2 separate regions of the Homo sapiens genome follow, and region 1 is linked to region 2. Evidence: read pairs that join two places in POLR2A ChIA-PET (ENCODE). Cell type or tissue: CD4-positive, alpha-beta T cell. All regions are shown on one strand.

Region 1 (5,000 bases), 260 kb before region 2:
GGTTTCTCCATGTTGGTCAGGCTGGTCTCGAACTCCCGCCTTGGCCTCCCAAAGTGCTGGGATTGATTACAGGCATGAGCCAGCGTGCCCAGGCTTCCTTTCTTTTTTTAAAAAAATAATTGAGATGGGGGTCTCACTATGTTGACCAGGCTGGTCTTGAACTCCTGGCCTCAAGCGATCCTCTCACTTTAGCCACCCAAAGTAATGAGATTATAGGTGTGAGCCACCGCACCCAGCCAAACATGAGGAGTTTTCTAGCACCTTCTCCCCAGTCTGCTAACAATCTTTATTATTTGCTTATTGGAGTTTCCAAAGATCTTGCCAAGATTAAGACCAAATTCTTTAGTCACTTCAACAACTGAATTATTGAAGAAGAATTTGTGAGGAATGATAAGAGCTTGAACTTGATCTCCCTTTTTGGGTTCTGCAGTTCCCTATTCTCAGAAAACACAGTCTTCCACCTGAAGCGTGTCACCATATGATTTGTACGCCAGCACATGTGTTGCTTAAGATTTTCTAAAATAATCTCCATTGCCACTGAGGACAATGAACTTCTGCAAAAGTGAATCTGTCAATCAGGGATCCTCTCTTCAGAGCCCTTAGCTTGTTACTCAGCTCATTTCTGGAGTTGAGGGAAACATTGGTGTCCATATATTAAATAAATACTGCAGGGGCTCCCAAATTGGAGTTCACTGGCCCTACTGGGAGGGTTTGCCTGAAAATGTGTGCTGATGGCATTTTCCTGGGAAAATAACTGCCAGCTTTCATCAGATTCTCAAGAGATAGGAGTTTTGACTTCTAAAATGCTAAAAGTCTATTGCATTAACTTTTCAAGATGCCAAAACAACTTCACATCTTAGCCCTACAGAGAACCCTAAAGCTGCATTTCTGTTTTTGCATCTGTAACGTAGGGTTGTATATATATACATATATCTCCAACAGGCCGTATGCAGTGTCTCACACCTGTATTCCCAGTACTTTGGGAGGCCGAGGCAGGAGGATGGCTTAAGCCCAGGAGTTCGAGACCAACCTGGGCAACATGGTGAGACCCCATCTCTACAAAAAATGTAAAAATTAGCTCGGCATGGTGGTGCCTGCCTGCAGTCCCAGCTACTTGGGAGGTTGAGGCAGGAGGATCACTTGAGCCTAAGAGGTTGAGGCTTTAGTGAGCTATGATTGCACCACTGCACTCCAGCCTGAGTGACAGAGTGAGACCCTACCTCAAAAAAAAAAAAAAAAAAAAAATCAACACACTCATTGACTTCACTAAGGAAGTTCTAGGCAGCAACCCTAGCTTCCACTCAACACTTTTGCCAGGTTCATTTATTAATATCCTGCATAATCAAACTCTAGAGACAATAGTTGGGGAAATGCTAGCTTAGAAAGTTTACTTGTTGGCCGGTCACGGTGAATCATGCCTGTAATCGTAGCACTTTAGGAGGCCGAGGCTGGAAGATCACTTGAGCTAAGTAAGGAGTTTGAGATCAGCCTGGCCAACATGGTGAAACCCCATCTCTACTAAAAATAGAAAAATTAGCCAGGCATGGTGGCAGGCGCCTGTAATCACAGCTACTTGGGAGGCTGAGGCATGAGAATTGCTTAAACCCAGGAGGTGGAGGTTGCATTAAGCTGATATGGTGCCACTGCACTCCAGCCTGGGCGATAGAGCAAGGCTCACTCTCAAAAAAAAAAAAAAAAAAAATCACTTTTTTATGGCCATAACACCTTGAACAGGCCTGACCTCTTCCGATTTTAGACACCAAGGCGTGTAGGGCCAGTTTAGTACTTGGATGAGATCCCACCTAGAAATATCAGGGTTTTAATTTATTTACATTAAAAAAAAAATAGTCCAGGCGTGGTGGTTCATGCCTGTAATCCCAGCAATTTGGGAGGCCGAGGCAGGCATATCACCTGAGGTCACGAGTTTGAGACCAGCCTGGCCAACATGGTGAAACCCCATCTCTACTAAAAATGCAAAAATTAACCCTGTGCGATGGCGTGGGCCTGTAATCCCAGCTACTCAGGAGGCTGAGGCAGGAGAATCACTTGAACCCGGCAGGCAGAGGTTGCAGTGAGCCGAGATCACGTCACTGAACTCCAGCCTGGGTGACAGAGACTCCATCTTGGAAATAAAAATAAAAATTAAAAATTAAAAAAAAAGAAAGTTCAGGCTGGGTGTAGTGGCTCAGGCCTGTAATCCCAGCACTTTGGGAGGCCAAGGCGGGTGGATCACCTGAGGTCAGGAGTTCAAGACCAGCCTGGCCAACATGGTGAAACCCCATCTCTACTAAAAATACAAAAATTAACCAGCCTGAGTAGCTGGGATTACAGCCTGGCCAATATGGTGAAACCCCGTCTCTACTAAAAATACAAAAATTAGCTGGATGTGGTGGTGGCCTGTAATCCCAGTTACTCGGCAGGCTGAGGCAGGAGAATCGCTTGAACCCAGGAGGTGGAAGTTGCAGTGAGCCAAGATCATGCGATTGCACTCCAGCCTAGGGGACTGAGGGAGACTCTGTCTCAAAAAAAAAAAAAAGTTCACTGTGTTTACATTCATTTCAAATACTCACCACACCTGTAGTATTAATATGTGACAAGCATGGGCTGGGTGCTGTGGAGTTTGCCGTTGGGACTGAGCACCTGGTCGAAGGCAGCCTCAACTGCACACACAGGTCTCCAGGGCTGAGAGCGTGCACATGAAGTGGAATTAACCCAAATTTGGATCTGGCCCAGCCCACCTCACTAGAAGTTGAACCTTAGGGAAAATCACAAAACATCTTTGAACTTCAGTTTAGATTCCTCATCTGTGACATGGGGGTACACAGATAACGACTGCCATACATGACTTGTGATTATTTTAGGGCTTGATGTGTATGTTGATCTGGATCCTGCCTCTTTCTTCTCCAACTTTGCCTCTTAGCCCCCAGGTGCATTTTCCTGCAGCCTCCTCTCCTCCTCCCGCTTTTTTTCTGTGTCTTGAATGCCAAACTCATTTCCATCCCAGGCTCTTTGCACCTGCTGCTTCCTCTGCCAGGAGGTGCTCCTCCAAATATTTGCATCTCTGCTTTTTGTTTTGCTCACTCCTTCATTTTTCTGAGGCAGGGTGGGGAGGCACTCCATTTTTCTTGGGGGTTTCACTGTGCTGTCCAGGCTGGTCTCAAACTCCTGGCCTCAAGCCATCCTCCTGTGTAGCTGCTTAGCGGGGATATAGGCACCAGACACCCTGCCCGCCTGCTCACTCTTAAGTCTTCTTCTTGGGTTTCAGCTCACACCGCTTTCCTCCTCAGAGATTTTTCCTGGCTATTCGCACACTGTCTTCATAATCTTTCTCTTTTGTATTGTTGTTTTTGACACTTCTTATCTAATACTTTACCAATGTGTTTATTTTTTAAAAATCATTTCTTCTCATAAGGATTTGTTCAGGGCTGTAGCTCCTGGACATGGGGCAGTGCCCAGAAGAGTGAAGAGCTCAGTAATATGTTGAACGAATGAACCAAATAAGGTGGCTTGAAAAGGGTGTAGACTAGTACAGATTAAAAACAAATCAACATTAGTGATTACCGTTTTATACCTGTTATTATAAGATCTGCATATCAGAAGAAGGACTGTGTGTTAACATTTGCATAACAAATTGGCTCAAAAAAGTAATTGGTCCAAAACAATAGTCCCCTATCAAAGGTGAGGTTAGGCTCCAACAATGCAAAACTGAAGTTACTGGCAGCTTTGAAATCACAGACCCTCTTCACTCTCCCCACCCACAAGGTTTACAAAAAATTCTTAGGCGGTTTTCCCCCTGGCCAAAATGTGACAGCTATTAAAATGGCAGGTTTCAGGTTAGCCAAGTGAGAGGCAGACATGTGTTTCAGGGGACAGGAAGGTTATTTCCACCGTGTACAAGTGGATGCTGCTTTGGACACTGATGGACAGGTAACATAAAATGGGCGAATCTGCAGGGGGATGAACTGGGAGGAAAGTATTTTAGGTGGAGGGAGCGTCTCATAATTTCCAACAGAGCCACCCCAAATAAACCTTGAAGCCAAGTAAGAGAACGGGACCTGCATTAGGAATGCAGCAGCCTCAGGTATGTCCAACCACATGGCCCCCCATAAGGTTTTCCTAACCATTTTGGAGCCGCTACTGAATTTAGGTGTGGAGGAAAGCAAGAGCATGGATTCTATTATCCCCACTCAACTGAGTGGCAAGATATAAGGCTAAGGCTCAAGAGCCTTGAATGTCAGGACAAGGGCCCTAAGCCTTTAAGCTCTCTAAGGCGATCAGTGAATGGCAGTGTAAGTAAAGTAGTTTAGGAGGAAAGACCGATTTGGAGAGTCCAGAGTGAAGGCTGTTGACAGTCCAGGCAAGAAAGAGAGTATAGAGTCCAGAATTGGGAGAGAAGTAATATGAATTAAAAAAAGAAGGGTGGGCCTGAGTTGCCTGGGTTAGAAGTTTCCGGTGGGGCTATGCAATCTGAAGAGCTGCAACCTAAGTTGGGCGGGGGATTCATGGGGCTTGTTCTAATGCTTTTTTGCTTTTTGGCTGATGGGATGCAAACTACTATGTGCCTCTTCAAAATAATAGCCCCTGGTGTCTACTAATCATATCATGAAATAGAAATTGTGAAGGCACTGTATCTTTTAAAAAAAATCCCCTTTTGAAGAACTTCCTTAAAAACAGCTATTTAATGCAACTCTGCCAGTATGTTCTTGATGGTTATGTCTTAACAATTCTAATTTTTAAAAAAAATATTACTATTTTTTTTCATCAGAGCCATTGCACTGGAAAATAATTTTTTATTTTCATGATAGCCTACCGTTGAATTTACCGTTCTGATATTAATGAAACATCTCTATAAAGGGTTGAAGTGTCTTCCCGGTAAGTTCTCAGCTTATGTTTTTCTAAATATCTTCTAATCACTGTTCATTTTTTCCTTTGGCCTAATGAGTGTTTCTCACTGTCTGCGTGTTCAGATGCAAGAAATATTAAGCAATCATAGTAATCAA
Region 2 (5,000 bases):
ATGCATCTTATTGTCATTAGAATCGGTTGTACAACTTAAGTATATAGAAAAGGATGTACATGTAAAATAGATTTTGTATTCCGTTTTTTCCTTAAAGAACATAACCTTCTATACTTGGTTTTCTACCTTTTGGGATTGATAGAGATACAATGAAGCCAAACCTAAAATTAAATCGTCTTTATTTAATTGACAGTGTTAGAGAGAAAAATTCACTATCATTACTAAAGAGCTGAAAGCTTAATACATATTCTTTAGGAATAGTTGCTAACTAACTCATAACTATTTAGATTTGACTTAACAGAAAGGGAGGTCTTACAATGAAACAGGTTTATGATTAAAGATGTTACAATTAAACTATTCTAAAGACTTACAATATGCTTCTTAGCTAACGTTATAATTGTATCATATTACTTAGGTTCAAGTTCTTTCTTCAAAGAGTCATCAGAATAACATGGATTGAAGAGACTTCCGAACACTTGCTATCTCTTGCTGCTGCTGTTTCATGGAAGGAGATATTAAACATTTGTTTAATTTTTATTTAAGTGTTATACCTATTTCAGCAAATAAAATATTTCATTGCTTATATTAATCCTTATTTTTTCAATTTCAATATGATCACTTACAGTTTCCATCATAATTTTTTTTTGCAACATAGCCATTTCTTTTTTAAATTCATTTTGTGCACCAGTAAGTAGATTATCATGATTCTTCTCCAACTCTTCCATACTCTAAAAACACAAAAGACAAGTTAAGTTACAAAGGACCACTTTTCATCTCAGGTTCTAAACTTGTACAATTAATTTTCAAAAGTAGTAATTTTTGAATATTCAAATGCTCATCTATTTGAAATAAAAATATTCTAAGTAATACATGAATACCAAAATACCTACTAAAAAAGAAAAAATATAAGACATGAATAAAATGTTATAGGAAGTACAATGTAGTATACTTTGCCCACAATGGGTTTCCTGAACTGTTAAGGTCAAGATAAAAAAGACTGGAAGTCCCACATCAGTAAAAACCATTTCTATTAAGCTTTCCAAATATCAAGCAATAATCTACTTATGACTAATAGTGTGCCATGAATTCACTAGAGGGAATAAAATAATCTATAGTACAACCTCTTTCACATTATGAAAAATAAAAATTATGTCTTACGTCTTTATTATTCATTCAACAAACAGTTAATCTGGTGCCTACTATGTAAAAGGTGTGTATTAAGTGCTGTAGAGAAATTAAAAAACAATAATACATGATTGCTTCCTGATGGCAATGAGAAAAAAACATAGGAACAAAACAAAAATTTTATAATAGGAATGGAAGCACAACTTGCTGTGGTGATATAGTGGAAAATGGGGATTAATTCCAATTTAGTGGGCAAAATACTAAGATTTCAATAGATAAAGAAAAAGGAGTTAAATATATTCTAGGGGAAGGGCATAAGCAGAAGCATGGAAGTACATAGTGAGCTGAGAGAAAGCAGTTATGTGGAGGGGTGGGGTAATGAACAAATGTAGTAAATGAAGCTTAAAAAGAGGGTCATGTCATAGGGGGATCTTCAATACCTAAGAATTTAGAACAGGAGGCTACTGACAGTTTTTCAAGAGGGAAGAGATATATTTTTAAAAGATAATATGGCAGATCTAGGAGGGATAGATTGGAGAACAGAGACATCAGTTAAGAATTTTAATGGTACAAGCAAATAATAATGAGGTCCTAAACTAGGGTAGTAGCAGTGGGCATTAAAAGAAAGAACCACTGCAGAAGTAAAAATTACAGGGCCTAGTAATAACTGGATGTGACAGAGAAAGGAGATGGAAGAGTCAAAGGTTATACTATAGTTCCTATCCTAAATAGTAACATTTAGTGATAACATTTAGAAGAAATCTTTATCTAGTACTTTATCAAAACTTCACACCAACTACCAAATGGTTCTCAGAGCATTGGAACAAGACAACAAGTTTTCCACTTGGAAATACTTTTTAAAATAACATGTGTGTGTATAATTTTTTTTTTTTTTTTTTTTTTGAGGCAGGGTCTCGCTGTCGCCCAGGCTGGAGTACAGTAGTACGATTTCAGCTCACTGCAACCTTTGCCTCCAGGGCTCAAGTGATCCTCCCACCTCAGCCTTCCCAGTAGCTGGGACTACAGGTGAGTGCCACCATGCCCAGCTATTTTTGTTTGTTTGTTTGTTCTTAATAGAGATGGGGTTTTGTCATGTTGCTCAGGCTGGTCTTGAAACCCTGGGCTCGAGTGATCTCGCCTTGGCATCCCAAAGTGTCAGCCACTGTGCTCGGCCATATATATTAAAGTTATTCTGAAATATTTATTTTAAAACAATTTTGCTAGTTTACTTAGAGCATCCCAATTCCTTTAATGTTATTTTAACATGTATTTGCACAAGACTATCTAAAGGAACCACCACTGAAAAAAAGTATATGCAAGATTCCATTGAGCTTCTATGAATAGTTACTAAAAAGTATATTTCTGCCTGAACAAGAGGGGTACAGACTACAATTTGCTAATATGTATGTGTCAGTAGATAATTATCAATCCACAGACTTTTAATCCTCAGATGTCTATTATATCTGTTATTTTATGTTGGATATAAATTCATTTTTGGTCACTGTAATAATTCTAAAAGCAAATGTGCCATAAAATACTTCTATAATACATTTGAAAACAAGAGAATTCAATAATTTGGGTACTTTCTATTTAACAAACACTGGGGATAAAAAAACAAGTAAAATACAACCTAAAAATGATTATTATAGAGTCTATTTTCACTTAAACAGAGAACTATGACTGAAGTGTTATTAAAGTATGGATTTTATGCATGATAAGTATATTTCTAAGTAAAATTCCCAATTTACCATTTCCTGTCTTGAATAATCCCAACAAAACCATTTGAATCCTCAAGTAAAAATATATTTATCACTTAAATCAGAAACAATGAATTCAAAATGGAAAAGTAGTTAAAGTCTAAAATGTTTTTTCCCATAAACTTAGAAAGAATTATCTTCTACTTCCATAAATATATTATGTTTTATAACGATGTATTGTGTTACCACATACAACAAACCTTTATGAACTGCTCATATAACTGTTTAATTGTTTTCAATCTCTGGCTCTGAACAATTCTAGATTGTTGAAGAATCTTTTGTTGCTGTCGAAACATATTCTACAAATATAAAAGAAAAAAAACTGTGTAATAACAATTTGGGTAAAATTTTAAATTTAGAAAAAATAATTCTACATTAAACTTAAAAGAAAGTGTTAAAAATCAATGCTTTTAAAATTTTAACAACTATTATGACCACATTTAGATAATTTATGTTCACCACTAATATGTAACAATATATTAATTCTACCAGTTGCTGAATGGGAAATTTTAACAATAATCAAGTCATGTCTTAATTCTTGGTGATTTCAATGTCCACACAGATGATCCTTCCAATAATAATGGTTTTCCGTTTCGTGACCTGTTTCTCAATGATTTTGGCCTCTACCCTACTTTAGCCATTGACTTACATACTCCCACCCTAGATTTTGTCATTACTAATAATTCTAACCACTACACAGTATTAGTAATGGTAAACTTTCTAAGAGATAGATACTCAGCATTCCCCTTTCATAGATGAGTAAACTGAGGCATAATCTGTCCATGGTTTCACAGCTACAATTGCTCAAACAAGAATTTGATCCAAAACAGTATTGTTGCTGGCATCCAGGCTCTAACCATTATACATACTGTTTCTCTGTCTATCCTAGTATTTAACCACTACTTCTTTACCATTCTAACTTACTCTTTTTAGTACTACAGCTCAATAATCTATCAGTGCCACAAATCCATCCTATCTATTTTACACTGTCATCCCTACCCCCAATATCCTCACTTGCAGGTAACACAAGTCTGGCCATTAAAAGTCAACAATGTTCTGACTACAGACATCCTTAGGTATCCTGGGGGGACCAGTTCCAGGACACCCAACCCCTCAGGAGACCAAAATGTGCAGATGCTCGAGTTCCTGTTACAAAATGGCATCATATTTGCATATAACCAATGCACATCCTTCCACATACTTTAAATCATTTCTAGATCTCTTATAATACCTAACACAATGTAAATGCTGTATAGTTGTAACACTGGATTATTTTTCCAATTTGCATTTTTTCTTTTTTCTTTTTTTTTTTTTTTCAAGAAAGGGTCTCCCTCTGTCACCCAGGCTGGAGTGCAGTGGCACAATCTCGGCTCACTGCAGCCTCCGCCTCCCAGGTTCAAGTGATTCTCCCGCCTCAGCCTCCTGAGTAACTTGGATTATAGGCACACGCCATCACAGCCCGGCTAATTTTTGTATTTCTAGTAGAGATGGGTTTTCACCATATTGGTCAGGCTGGTCTCAAACTCCCAACCTCAGGTGATCCACCCGCCTCGGCCTCCCAAAGTGCTGGGATTACAGGCATGAACCACCACCACGCCCAGCCTTTTCCAAATATTTTTCATCCACGATTGGTTGAATACACAGATGCGGAACCCTTATATACAGAGGGCTAACTATACAATGATTGGTTCAAGAATGGGCAAATGATCCAAACTCCCATCAGTCATATTTTCCCAGAGGAATTTTTTGCCAGAGCTATTGAGAAAGATTTTCTCAGTCCACTGGGGTTACTAAACTTGTAATAAGCCTAGGACTGTAAAAACTATCTTGCTTACTACATCAAGACACCTTACTAAGTACTGATGACAGAACCCAGATGACACTACATGAGCAACCCCCTCCCTGTTCCCATCTGGCTATGCCTGAAGCTAAACTGCCCCGACTTCTTTTACATAAACCAATGATCCTTCTTTTGTACTTTGACAAATTTCTGTCACTTGGAAATGCAGGAACCCCAAACAATATAAATGCCTTTTATGAGTATGGTATGTGCCTATACGTCTGTGGTTTACAGTTCAGTAGGTTTAAAACACATGGCCAGCAATGGTTAATGAAACC

Evidence for each region. ChIA-PET counts read pairs that join two places held together with the same protein. Peaks named below come from ENCODE experiments on the same cell type or tissue, not always from the same donor. Only the 100,000 strongest peaks of a DNase experiment are listed, where the experiment ranks them.
Region 1: POLR2A ChIA-PET joins it to region 2 with 15 read pairs; 3 of 35 experiments call an interaction of 5 or more read pairs at or near these places.

What each region holds. Positions count from the first base shown.
Region 1 is chr12:101,470,631-101,475,630 of GRCh38, forward strand. SPIC (Spi-C transcription factor) reads left to right here and starts at 4,706. Exons shown (of 6, transcript NM_152323.3): 1 at 4,706-4,872. It also overlaps the pseudogene RNA5SP367. RefSeq lists an enhancer at 3,351-4,046. In CD4-positive, alpha-beta T cell, no CTCF peak of the experiment used is centred here; no DNase peak of the experiment used is centred here.
Region 2 is chr12:101,728,486-101,733,485 of GRCh38, forward strand. It overlaps CHPT1 (choline phosphotransferase 1), which reads left to right. Exons shown (of 9, transcript NM_020244.3): 9 at 416-589. The coding sequence ends at 460. It overlaps SYCP3 (synaptonemal complex protein 3), which reads right to left. Exons shown (of 9, transcript NM_001177949.2): 7 at 3,083-3,181; 8 at 624-728; 9 at 163-495. The coding sequence ends at 442. Among named protein-coding and RNA genes, the nearest start is that of SYCP3, 8.5 kb to the right of the region's middle. In CD4-positive, alpha-beta T cell, no CTCF peak of the experiment used is centred here; no DNase peak of the experiment used is centred here.